Regions from separate parts of the Homo sapiens genome. Here region 2 is linked to region 1. The links are chromatin contacts, found by Hi-C or POLR2A ChIA-PET in ENCODE. All regions are on one chromosome and are shown on one strand. Each heading gives the region's core, a stretch centred on a gene start or an enhancer-like site at or near the end of the contact. The rest is flanking DNA. Distances are from core to core; before and after follow the strand shown. Region 1 has its middle 76 kb from the start of CTH. Region 2 overlaps LRRC7 (leucine rich repeat containing 7).

The links. Hi-C counts contacts between places; a loop is a spot of excess contacts on that map. ChIA-PET counts read pairs that join two places held with the same protein, here RNA polymerase II (POLR2A). Pooled maps may share reads with other maps.
Region 2: a loop to region 1 is called in a map of CD4-positive, alpha-beta memory T cell, with 18 times the contacts of the local background. The contact joins two enhancer-like sites. A Hi-C loop is called at or near these places in 36 of 168 maps with a recorded cell type or tissue (A673, CD4-positive, alpha-beta memory T cell, CD8-positive, alpha-beta T cell and 21 more), 37 of 37 single-sample maps with no recorded cell type and 30 of 50 pooled maps. POLR2A ChIA-PET finds 5 or more read pairs at or near these places in 4 of 52 experiments (GM12878, Panc1, T-cell and 1 more).

Annotation. Positions count from the first base shown.
Region 1 is chr1:70,484,464-70,490,010 of GRCh38, reverse strand. No RefSeq gene overlaps it. Among named protein-coding and RNA genes, the nearest start is that of CTH, 76 kb to the right of the region's middle. Within about 2 kb of position 2,683, at least 5 of the 41 ENCODE cell types and tissues checked have a DNase peak (open chromatin) inside an H3K27ac peak, as active enhancers do.
Region 2 is chr1:70,132,548-70,138,281 of GRCh38, reverse strand. It overlaps LRRC7 (leucine rich repeat containing 7), which reads right to left. Exons shown (of 27, transcript NM_001370785.2): 27 at 1-5,734. Among named protein-coding and RNA genes, the nearest start is that of LRRC40, 70 kb to the left of the region's middle. RefSeq lists an enhancer at 3,842-4,136. Within about 2 kb of position 3,943, at least 3 of the 41 ENCODE cell types and tissues checked have a DNase peak (open chromatin) inside an H3K27ac peak, as active enhancers do.

The DNA of each region.
Region 1 (5,547 bases), core at 1,434-3,933:
ACATAGTGAAACTTCATCTCTACCAAAAAAAAAATCAAAAAATGAGGCAGGAGGACTGCTTGAGCCCAGAAGTCGAGGCTGCAGTGAGCCATGATCTCACTGCACTCCCGCCTGGGCGACAGGAGTCAGACCCTGTCTCAAAAAAACAAAAAAAAACAAAACTTATCATTATAACAAGTTATTTAAAACTGTTTTCAACTTAATTTTCATTGCAAATAATAATAATAATAAAGACAAACAATCCTCCCCCAAGAAAAACCTGTACACATTAACTCCCTTCTCCCACAACATTAAAAATTTTTGATGTTACAATTTACATTTTTATATTGTATATCTCTTAACTGATTGTTTTAGTTTTTTTGTTTTTGTTTTTTGAGATGGGGTCTCGCTCTGTCACTCAGGATGGAGTGCAGTGGCATGATCTCGGCTCACTGCAACCTTTACCTCCTGGTTTCAAGCGATACTCATGCCTCGGCTTCCCAAATAGCTGGGATTACAGGCACACACCACCACGCCTGGCTAATTTTTGTATTTTTAGTAGAGATGGGTTTCACTATGTTGGCCAGGTTGGTCTCAAACTCCTGACCTCAAGTGATTTGGCCACCGCGGCCTCCCAAAGTACTGGGATTACAGGTATGGGCTACCGCACCTGGCCATTATTATTTTTAATAGTTTTCTTATTCTTTTAGTCTTTTTACTAAAGATATCCATAGTTGAAACACTATGATTTCAACATTAGTACAACAATCACGTTAGCATCCTTTCCGCTCAGATTGAAGAACTCCCTTTAGTGGTTCTTTTAGGACAATTCTGATAGCAATAAATTCCCTCAGGTTTTGTTTCATTTGTTCCTCTTCATTTCTGAAGGATAGTTTTGCTAGGTACAGTGCTCTTGGTTGACAGGGTTTTTTTTTCTTTTAGCACTCTGAATATATTTCGCTTCATCCCAGCCTATAAGATTTCTGCTGGGAAGCCTGTCGCCAAGTGTATTGGATCTTCCTTACATGTTATTTGCTTCTTTTCTCTTACTGCTTTCAGAATCATCTTTTTGTCTTTGACCCTTGAGAGTTTGGTTATATGTCTTAGGGTAATCTTATTTGAGTTTAATCTGATTGGTGACTTTTGACCTTCTTGTACCTGGATATTTATATCTTTCTCCAGATTTGAAAACTTTTAATTATTATTATTTCAATCTTCCTATTAAATATCTCTGATAAATTTCTGAATTATCTCTATTTTCTTGAAATTTATTGATCTTCCTAAAAACAGCTTTTTTAAATTATTTGTCTGAGAGATCACACATCTCTATCACTCTAGAGTCAGTCTCTGGCACCTTATTTTCTGGGGAGGTCATATCTTCCTGAATGTTCCTAATACTTGTGGATCTGTGACAACGTCTGTGCATTCAGGGATTGGATGTTTATTTTAGTCATTGCAGTCTGGCTTTGTTTGTGCCTGTCCTCCTTCAAAAGGCCTTCCAGGGATTCTAAGTATACTGACTGTATTAGTTCATTCTCATACTGCTATGAAGAACTGCCCAAGACTGGGTAACTTATAAAGGAAAGAAGTTTAATTGACTCATAGTTCCACATGGCTGGAGAGGCCTCAGGAAACCTACAATCATGGCAGAAGGCACCTCTTTACAGGGTAGCAGGAAGGAGAAGAGCAAGTAGGGAAAATGCCAGGCACTTATAAAACCATCAGATCTCATGAGACTCACTAATTATCATGAGAACAGCATGGAGGAAACTGCCTCCATGAACTAATTACCTCCACGTGGTCCCGCCCTTGACACGTGAGGATTATAGGGATAATGGGGATTGTGGGGATTACAATTCAAGATGAGATTTTGAGTGGAGGCAACAGCGAAACCTTATCACTGACTGTTGTGTTTTTTGAGACTGCGGCCATTGCAACCATCTCAACACTAGAGGATGCTCTAAGCCCAGGTTTGCTATGAGTCTCATGAGAAGGTGGCATGGCTTTCTGGCCCAGATAGACCCAGGGAAGACCCAAGGAGGGTATTGGGGCTGTATGGGAATTCTGGCCAAGGTCTTGAGTCCAGAAGACTGCCCTGGTGGCCCAGACATGTATACCTCCCAGCATGCCTCTGCACAGTCAATATGTGTCCTGACTGCAGCGTGAGGGACTGGTGTTGAAACTGGGCCTCTTTGGGATCTGCTGGCAGGCCCAATTCATTGACTGTAATGTGCATGCATCACCCAAAAGGTCCCTACACAACTAGGGTCATTCGTCAAATACAACAGCAGTGGCTGGAGATGAGACTGGGCCCCAATGTGGAAGGGATAGCACGCCTTCCACATTGACTCAGACAGGTATGCATCTCTCAGCATGTGCCTGCACAAACAAGATAGTTCCTGGCTGCAGCAGGAAGGACTAGAGCTGAGACCAGGCCCCCTTGGGATCTGCTATGGGACAGAGGCTAGAGAGCTCCATCTTAACTCAGAGGGGTGGGTGTTGCCCAGCAAGTTACTTTGCAGATGCAGTATTTCCCTGACTGCAGCTGGAGGGGCCAGAGCTGAAACTTGGCCTCCTCAGGTTCTGTTGTGGGATAGAGGCTGGAAAGCCCTGACTCATTGGCTCAGAATGTGCATGTGTCTCAGAAAAACCCTGAACAGATGGAATAGTTCCCTGATTACAGCAAGAGGGGTCAGAGCTGAGACTGTGTTTTGGCAGGAGCTCCTGTTGGACAGAGGCTGGAGAGCTCATCTCACAGGGCCAGAAAGGTGCTTGTCTCCCAGCAGGTCTCAGTTCAGGCAGGATAGCTTCCAAACTCCAGCAGGAGAGGCCAGAACTAAAACTGGGCTCCCTCAGGATCTGCTGTGATGCAGAAGCTGGACAGCCCAGTCTCAGTGACTCAGAGGCAGGTGTGTGTGTCTCCCAGGACTTCCCTGCACAGATGAGATAGTTCCCTGATCGCAGAAGGAGGGCCCTGAGCTGGGACTGGCTCAGGGTCTGCTGTGGGATCAAGGTTGGCAAGCACATCAGGGAGGCTCAGACTACCAGACTGCAAGAGATGGGTAAGTATCCCTCTGGGCCCTTTTATAAGCAGCTCTGAGCTGGGACCTCAGCTGAAGAAGGCTGGGCCAGAGCCATACAGCAACTTTCAGGTTCCATGCCCAGACTGATATCAGCAGGCAGACTAACCTTTCTGCCAAGGAACTAGTGTGCTCAATTCCTTCTGGACCCCTTGGCAGATGGTTTTGGTTGCAGGCTCAAAGCCAAATGGAACTAGAGCCAAGCACCTTGGAGGACTAGGCCACTTCTGGGCTTGAACCCAGGTGCAAACTTGGTGAATCAACCGCTTGACAGCACTGTCAGTCTGGACTCTCAAAACGATCCTTCTAGGTCTTGGACTCCATCAGGGTTTCACAAGCATCTACCTGAATACTGAGGCTCTTATAGAGTGACTTTTAACTATGTCTTGGTGTAGATTTCTTCTTGTTGGGAGGATATAAGAGGGTTACCTTCTATTCCACTATCTTGGTGATGTAATCTGCCTCCATTTTTGCTCATTTTTGTTTGTTTGTTTGTTTCTTTTTGACACATGGTATCATTCTGTTGCCCAGACTGCAGTTTAGTGGAGTGATCTCAGCTCACTGCAACCTCTGCCACCTGGGCTCAAGCAATCCTCCCACCTCAGTCTCCCAAGTAGCTGGAACTACAGGCATGTGTGACCACGCCCGGCTAATTTTTATATTTTTTGTAGAAATGGGGCTTCACCATGTCACCCAGGCTGGTCTCAAATTCCTAGACTCAAGTGATCCGTTCGTCTTGGCCTCCCAAAGCGCTGGGATTACAGGTATCAGCCACCACACCCGGCCCATTTTTGCTCATTCTTATCTTTTCATCAGACATACCACCATCCTCACAAACACCTGCTGGTTGAAATGTTGTTCATATTAGTTTTTTGTTACTGCTGAAATAAATTACTGCAAGTTTAATAGCTTCAAAAACACAGATATATTATCATAAGGTTCTTTAAGTTCACAGTCTTACATGGTCTCACCGGGCTAAAATCAAGGTGCTGCATACCTTTCTGAAGCTCTGGAGGAGAATCCACTTTCTTGCCTCTTCTGGTTTCTAGAGCCTCCTGCATTCCTCAGCTTATGTCCACTTTTACTTTTACTCTGTTCTAAGTCGGCAATGTCATACCTCTGTGATCCTACTTCTGTCTTCTGCTATCACATCACTCTCTGACCACAGCCTCTCCCCGTCTCAAGGTTCTTAACCTTAACCACAAAGTCGAAGTCCCTTTCACCATGTAAGATAACATATTCACAATTTCCAGACATTAGGATATGGACATCTTTGGGGGTCCACTATTCTGCCTACCATACTGCTCATTCATTTGCAGCCATAACATTCTAACGCATAGTTAGTGGAATTATAATTGGGAAATTGGATGGTAGTTCCAAACATACTGAAATTAAATGTATACATTCATTTTAACTCCATGTAACTTCACACCTGTGAAGTGTATGCCACAGAAATACTTAGACATTTATTCATTTAACATACTTAAAATATGTTACACTCCAGGTATTTTTCCAGTTGCTAGGAAAAAAGAGAAAGCCCTTGACCTCAAACCACTAGTGAAAGAAGGCAAAGAATAAGCAAATAAATATGAATTATGTGACATGGTTATAGTAGATACTTTTTTCAGTTGATGAGACCAAAATATTTAGTTTTGCTTGACTCCTGTTTTTTCTTCACACCCCATAACTAATTCATCAGCAAATTCTAATGGTTCTATTTTCAAAATACTTCAGAATCCTACCATCTTATGTGTGCCAATATACATTTACAAAAATGTTTTCCTAAGTAAATCAAGGCACTATTAGCAGATAAATAAGGATGAATGATCAGAAGGAAAAAACAAACCAACAAACAAGATCTCTACTATAACATCTTCTATACCTAACATGTATCAAACACAAAGTCTAGCCAAATAGTTAGCAGTTATAACAATACACTGGCATATTGTAAATTCTTCACAGCTATCTAACAAATTTGTATTGTTGTGTAAATACTTTTTTTGTGTGTGTATGACAGAGTTTTTGCTCTGTTGCCCAGGCTGGAGTGCAATGGTGCAATTTTGGTTCACTGCAGCCTCCACCTCCTGGGTTCAGGCGATTCTCCTGTCTCAGCCTCCCAAGTAGCTAAGATTACAGGCAACTGCCACCATGCCCAGTTAATTTTTTTATTTTTAGTAGAGATGGGGTTTTACCACATTGGCCAGGCTGGTCTCCTGACCTCAGGTGATCCTCTCGCCTCAGCCTCCCAAAGTGCTAGGATTACAGGAGTGAGCCACTGCATCCGGCCTAAATGCTTTTATACTCTACCTGAAGATACATTCTACTCTGATGCTATCTGTTGAATGGGTCATTAAGCCGAGTAGAAGATGGAGAGCAGTATCCATGTCTCCATCAATGGCAGTGTATAAATTGCTGTATGTAAAACTAGACTGAAAATGTGATTTTAGGCTTTCCAGGTATGGGTTATATGGAATCTGACAAAACGCCT
Region 2 (5,734 bases), core at 2,694-5,193, 350 kb after region 1:
TCAACCTGGATCTCCAGTAATATGCCCAAACTGGTACTTGAAGGTCAGGAGTCCTTTGATTAAGTATTTAAAGGCACAATCTCCATTTTCAAATGTAAGCATGCTGCACAATCCATCACATATTTTTAATCAATTCACATTTTCTAAGTTGATGCGCAATGACACTAAGTTTCTACAAGGAAAAACCAAACACTTCATCACAAAATGGCAGCTAATTTTCCAGACCATAACTGAATTCATACACTTTTTGAACTCAACTTTATTATACAGTCGCTGTTCTACATCTAGGCTAATCCTGAGTGAAAAATCTTTGATTTTAACCTCAAAGAGCAAGCAAAAACTCTGGGATTTTGTTGGAAATAAAGCCATATGGACTATTAATATTCTCTTGCTGGTGTAATGTAATCTCTAAAGAGATTCTTCCCTTAGAATAAGTTGTAAGGATTTAGATGGCTATACTTCTTAGTGCTTAGAGAGGCTGCTAGGGCAGCTGAAATTGTCAACATTGGAGAACTCTTAATTGAAGGCTCTGGCTGGATAGGCCATGTCAGCATTTCAGCTGTCTGTCTAAATGACATGCATGAGACTTGATCTATGTCTGCATAGTTCCAGGCATTCTTTAGTTTTTATACTTCCTAGAAAATTTTATCTCAGGGGCTGTTCAAGTTGCATTTCTTACTGAACTCTGGTGGGTCTATTAGGTACTTAAACACAAAGCAACCCCCAGTGGTGGAGTGTTTGCTAACAGTAAAGACTAATGTTTTCCTTGTATGTAGGTACATGATAAGTGTTAAAGATATGCAAGTCCACCAGATGTACGTACATTTTTCTTAGGTGTCTAAAACACAAAAGAATTATTTTAAAGCTTTCAAGGGTCACTAAAGGTTAACTTCTCTTCTTCCCTCAGATTGATCCCTTTAAGTGGAACAGTAAGCCTTTGTTATCAAGCCTTAAGATGAAGTTCCTTCCTCCAGAAAGGAGGAGCTGCCCTTGATTCCAGCAAGCCCCCTCTGACTTTGACCCAAAAGGGTTACTCCTTGGAAAGACAGAGTCAAGAAAAGTGAAAAGCTGGAGCTTAGCTAACCTGTGACTATCTCTCCGTGATATGATTTATTCAGGATGATACTGCAGTTATTTACGTCCCCACTGTCACCTGAGCCTTGTCCTTTTTGACAAGATACATATATACAAGGGACAAGAACTTTCCTTCCTGAGATAACAGAAAACGTTCCTTGGGTCATATTATAAAAGCAATAGAGCCGAGGATGGTGGCTCATGCCTATCATCCCAGCACTTTGGGAGGCTGAGGTGGGAGGATCACTTGAGCTCAGGAGTTCGAGACCAGCCTGGGCAACATAGCAAGACTCTGTCTCTGCAAAAAATAAAAAATTAGCCAGGAGTGGTGGTGCATGCCTATAGTCCCAGCTACTCAGGAGGCTGAGGTGGATCACTTGAGCCCAGGTGGTCAAGGCTGCAGTGGGCCATGATCATGCCACTGCACTCCAACCTGGGTGACAGAGCAAGACCCTGTCTCAGAAAAAAAAAAAAAAAAAAAAAAAAGGCATTAAAAAAGCAATAAAGCAGAAAGAAAGCATTTGCCATTTTATTAAACTGTGAGAGAAGGTGACAATACAGTGTTCTTTCCTCATATTTTGTACCTACACGATAGCATTTATTAGACTTTTTGTGTGTCTCCCCACTAGACTGTGTTTCTTGAGGGGTAGGACCATGGCTTATTTATATCTTCCATTGTTCTTATAATAGAATTTTGAACATAACCCCTTGTTCATTAACATTTGTTGATTAAATTGAATGCACAGTGAGAAAAAGGCAAATTGTTTTAACAGTTAAATAATTTTTTAAAAAAGGATAAACATATAGATTGGCTAGAGGACAAACCTTAGAATGGTCCGGAGGCAGACTTACAAGAGAATTACTTAAACATCTCTCGATTCAAACCTACAGGTCTGGATGAATACTCAAAATATAAGTATATATTTTGGGGTATAGGTGAACCTGCGGGGCATATTTATGGCAAGACCAAGCAAAAGAAGAAAATATAGTCCCTTCACTTTGAGTAGTTTATGATGACCTAGGGCCCTAGGTGACAGGGATAGTAACTATCATTTTTTGGGAAACGTGGAAATGCAAAAAAAAAAAAAATTGCCTGATAAGATATATAGACACACACACACACACACACACAGACACACACACAGACACACACAGAGAGAGAGAGATATTAATTCCCAAGTTTGAATTTCTCTGGGAAATGGCCACAAAGAAATGCCTGAACTGTTTGCTAGCAACATTCATGGTTTTATAAAGAATATAGCAGTGATGTCCTGCTAGAATATCTGTCTTGATCATAATGAGACTGTGAGAACCTATCAAGTGCAAGATACCCGTTGCTTAGTCAAACGATTCTACAAGTATGGCTGAAGATTTATATCCCAAAACTGGCTATCAAAGATGGCTGGTTTAAAACAATCAAGACAGTATAGACAAATATTACAGGGCAAGAATAGTTTGGATGATGATATCCTAGAGAAAAAATCACTTTTAGAGAATGGGACTTGTTCACTATCTAACAACTTTCTCTTTTACAGATTCTAGCTTAATGATCATCAATAAAAGTGAAGTCTTGAATATGATGGATATTCACTTATTTGTCAGGGAGGTGACACAGTTGGACAAGCAGCACCCTTGGAGTCGGGGTTGGGGAGGAGTGCGTGAGATGTTTCAAAAGGATCTCAGTGCATTTTAAGTGACAGCTTCTCCTGCTCTCTTCTCTTCCCACAGCTGCTGGGGGTCCTGCACCCCAACCCAGCCTAGATGATATTTCCATTTGTTGTACCTAAAAGCAGAGCTTTTTACATCTTTACATCTTTACCTCATGACAGAACTAAAAAAATGATGTTTGTTCTACAGTATGGCACGGAGATGGGTAAAAAAGTGAAAAGAATAAGCCACAAGCCCCCGTGCTTTGAGGAGATGATCATAGCCTGCTCCTGGGGAACTATGCTAGTGGCTGGATAGCAAGCACTGACCTAGAGGTTGCTCCTAGGAATAAAAAATTAAGATTATCCATAGAAGACAAAGAAAAAAATACTTCGCTAATAGTGGATACCAAAAATCTGAGGTAGTGCAAAAGAAAAGAAAGGAAAAAAGAAATAAAAAGCGCAACTGGAATACATACATACAAACTTTCAAGACGTTTTCTCTTATACTCTTCAGTAAAATTCTATGTAATTTTCATTCTAGTATTTAAATAGTTCTGGATTTTACAACTAAACCTATCATTAAAAGGTTATGGAAAATAGAAGGAATAAAAAAGATGAAATAGAACATCAGGCAAATCAAAAACTCAAAAGCTGTATCCAAAACAATGGTGGACACCTGCCGTATTTGCTTTAAAATGGGTGGCACTGTTGTGTACAATTTAAATTTGTTAAGGAGATATTTAACTTCTCTGAAAAGAGAGGAAGAACACTTGGTAAACAAACCCAAAATGGTGCACTAAAATTGGCAGGCTTGAGGTCAGAAAGAACTTACAAAATATTAACCCCCAAAGAAGGTTAAATTGAATTTGCTAAGAAAGAGTATTCTGTATTAGTATCTGGTGATCATGTGGCTAGAAGGAAATTGTTTTTTTTGGAGGAAAACACCAGAGGATATAAATGGCTTCACATAAACTTTGGGAAAGAACACCTTGTCTTCCCTCTACCTTTGCTCCGGGTTGGAAGAAAAAAAGATTAAATGGTTGGCAGGGGAACACCTGAAACCCATATAAGTAGGGCTTTGATGGAATTAGCAAAGAAGAAGCTCAGACCAGGAGGCTGGCTAAGCTGTGAGGGTGAGGATATAATTAGCTTAGAGGAAGTAAACAAAAACATTTGGCCTTTTTAGCAATGATCCAGCCATCAGAGGCCCTGGAATTTCAAATGACTAAGAAGAACCAAAATAGCTTGAGGACACATGTCACCAAGGCCGCCAGGGGTTCTCTGCCTTCAGCACCCAGATATTCCCACTGAAAGGAGAGAGGCTGGGGAGATTGCAAACTACCTTGGGAATCCAATGATCACTTTGTGAGAGACATTTTGAAATACATTTCGAAATACATTTCTTATTCACTTCATAATAAAATAAAATCTGATTGTCATATTATGCTGATTACTCATACACATAAATAAAATGAAAAATTAGGCGTTTATTGTAGATGCCTAGTTATTGCCAGATGGAAATAAAGCTATACCCAGATGCACACATATTCAGATTGGACTAGTTTTAGAATTACATAAAGAAGGCTAGGCAAACTTAACCACAGTTCCTGATGTTTAAGTTTTGGAAAGTTAACTTTAAAAATAAATTTTGAGTAACTTGAGACAAATCTATTCCCACATACTTGGAATGGGCATACCTGAAGGAAGTGTGGCTAAAATAATGGGAGATAGGAGCAAAATATTTGGAAAACACAAGTTAGAGAAGAACTATTAAACTGGTGGGTATAATAATTAAACTGAACAATTAAGGAACATCAAAACTTTAAACAATCAAGCCTCACTGAGAAAGTGGTTTCTGTCTCATTAGGTTTTGGGTGATTGATACAATCTGAGAGGTTTAGTAAAAAAACATATAAACTGCCTAAAATAAGCTCAAAGCTCTTGTTTTTTTCTTAAATTGTGTAAATTTAGAGCATTGTTTCAAATTTTCTCAAAGGAGAAAGGAAAGGGGTGTTGTTAGCAATTGTATCAGCACAAGGGGCATAAAAACAGACTGTGTAAGGCCATCCCAGCACTTTGGGAGGCCGAGGCGGTCGGATCGATAGAGCCCAGGTGTTCAAGACCAGCCTGGGCAACATGGAGAAAACCTGTCTTTACTAAAAATACAAAAATTAGCCGGGCGTGGTGGTGCATGCCTGTAGTCCCAGCTACTCGGGAGGCTGAGGCAGGAAAATCGTTTGAACCCAGGAGGTGGAGGTTGCAGTGAGCCGAGATCGCGCCACTGCACTCCAGCCTGGGCGACAGAGCGACACTGTCTCAATACAAACAAACAAAAAACACCCACGACAACAACAAAAATCGGACTGTGCTCCCCCAAGCCAGAGAATTGCCAAGGCTGGGATTTAAAATGTAGATATGAGGTCTCCATCTAGTGGTGGCTCTTCTGAACTGCAGACACATGTTTCTTTAAAAGAGTATGCGGATGTGTACAACTAAATATGAGGATAGTATTTGTCAGAGTTGAACGCAGTAATTTAAACTAGAGGATTTTATTGAGATGAAACACAATTTGTTGCTTTATAAGGGTGGGTTACAGAGGGAAATGTTCACCCCTTCGCTCCAGGAATTTAAGAATAGCATGAATCCTTCCCTGAAGATAGACAAATGAACCAGATCCTCTCAAGGTCCCTTTCTGTCTTATGATAGGACAATAATTTTGCTCCTTTCTCCACAGAGCTTTTACCTGTAGCCACACTGTCTGACATTAGTCTTTATTTAAGAAAAGTACGGCCGGGCGCGGTGTCTCACGCCTGTAATCCCCGTACTTTGGGAGTCCGAGGCAGGTGGATCACGAGGTCAGGAGTTCAAGACCAACCTGGCCAAGAAGGTGAAACTCCGTCTCTACTAAAAATACAAAAAATTAGCCGGGTGCAGTGGCAGGCGCCTGTAATCCCAGCTACTCGGGAGGCTGAGGCAGGAGAATCGCTTGAACTCGGAGGGCGGAGGTTGCA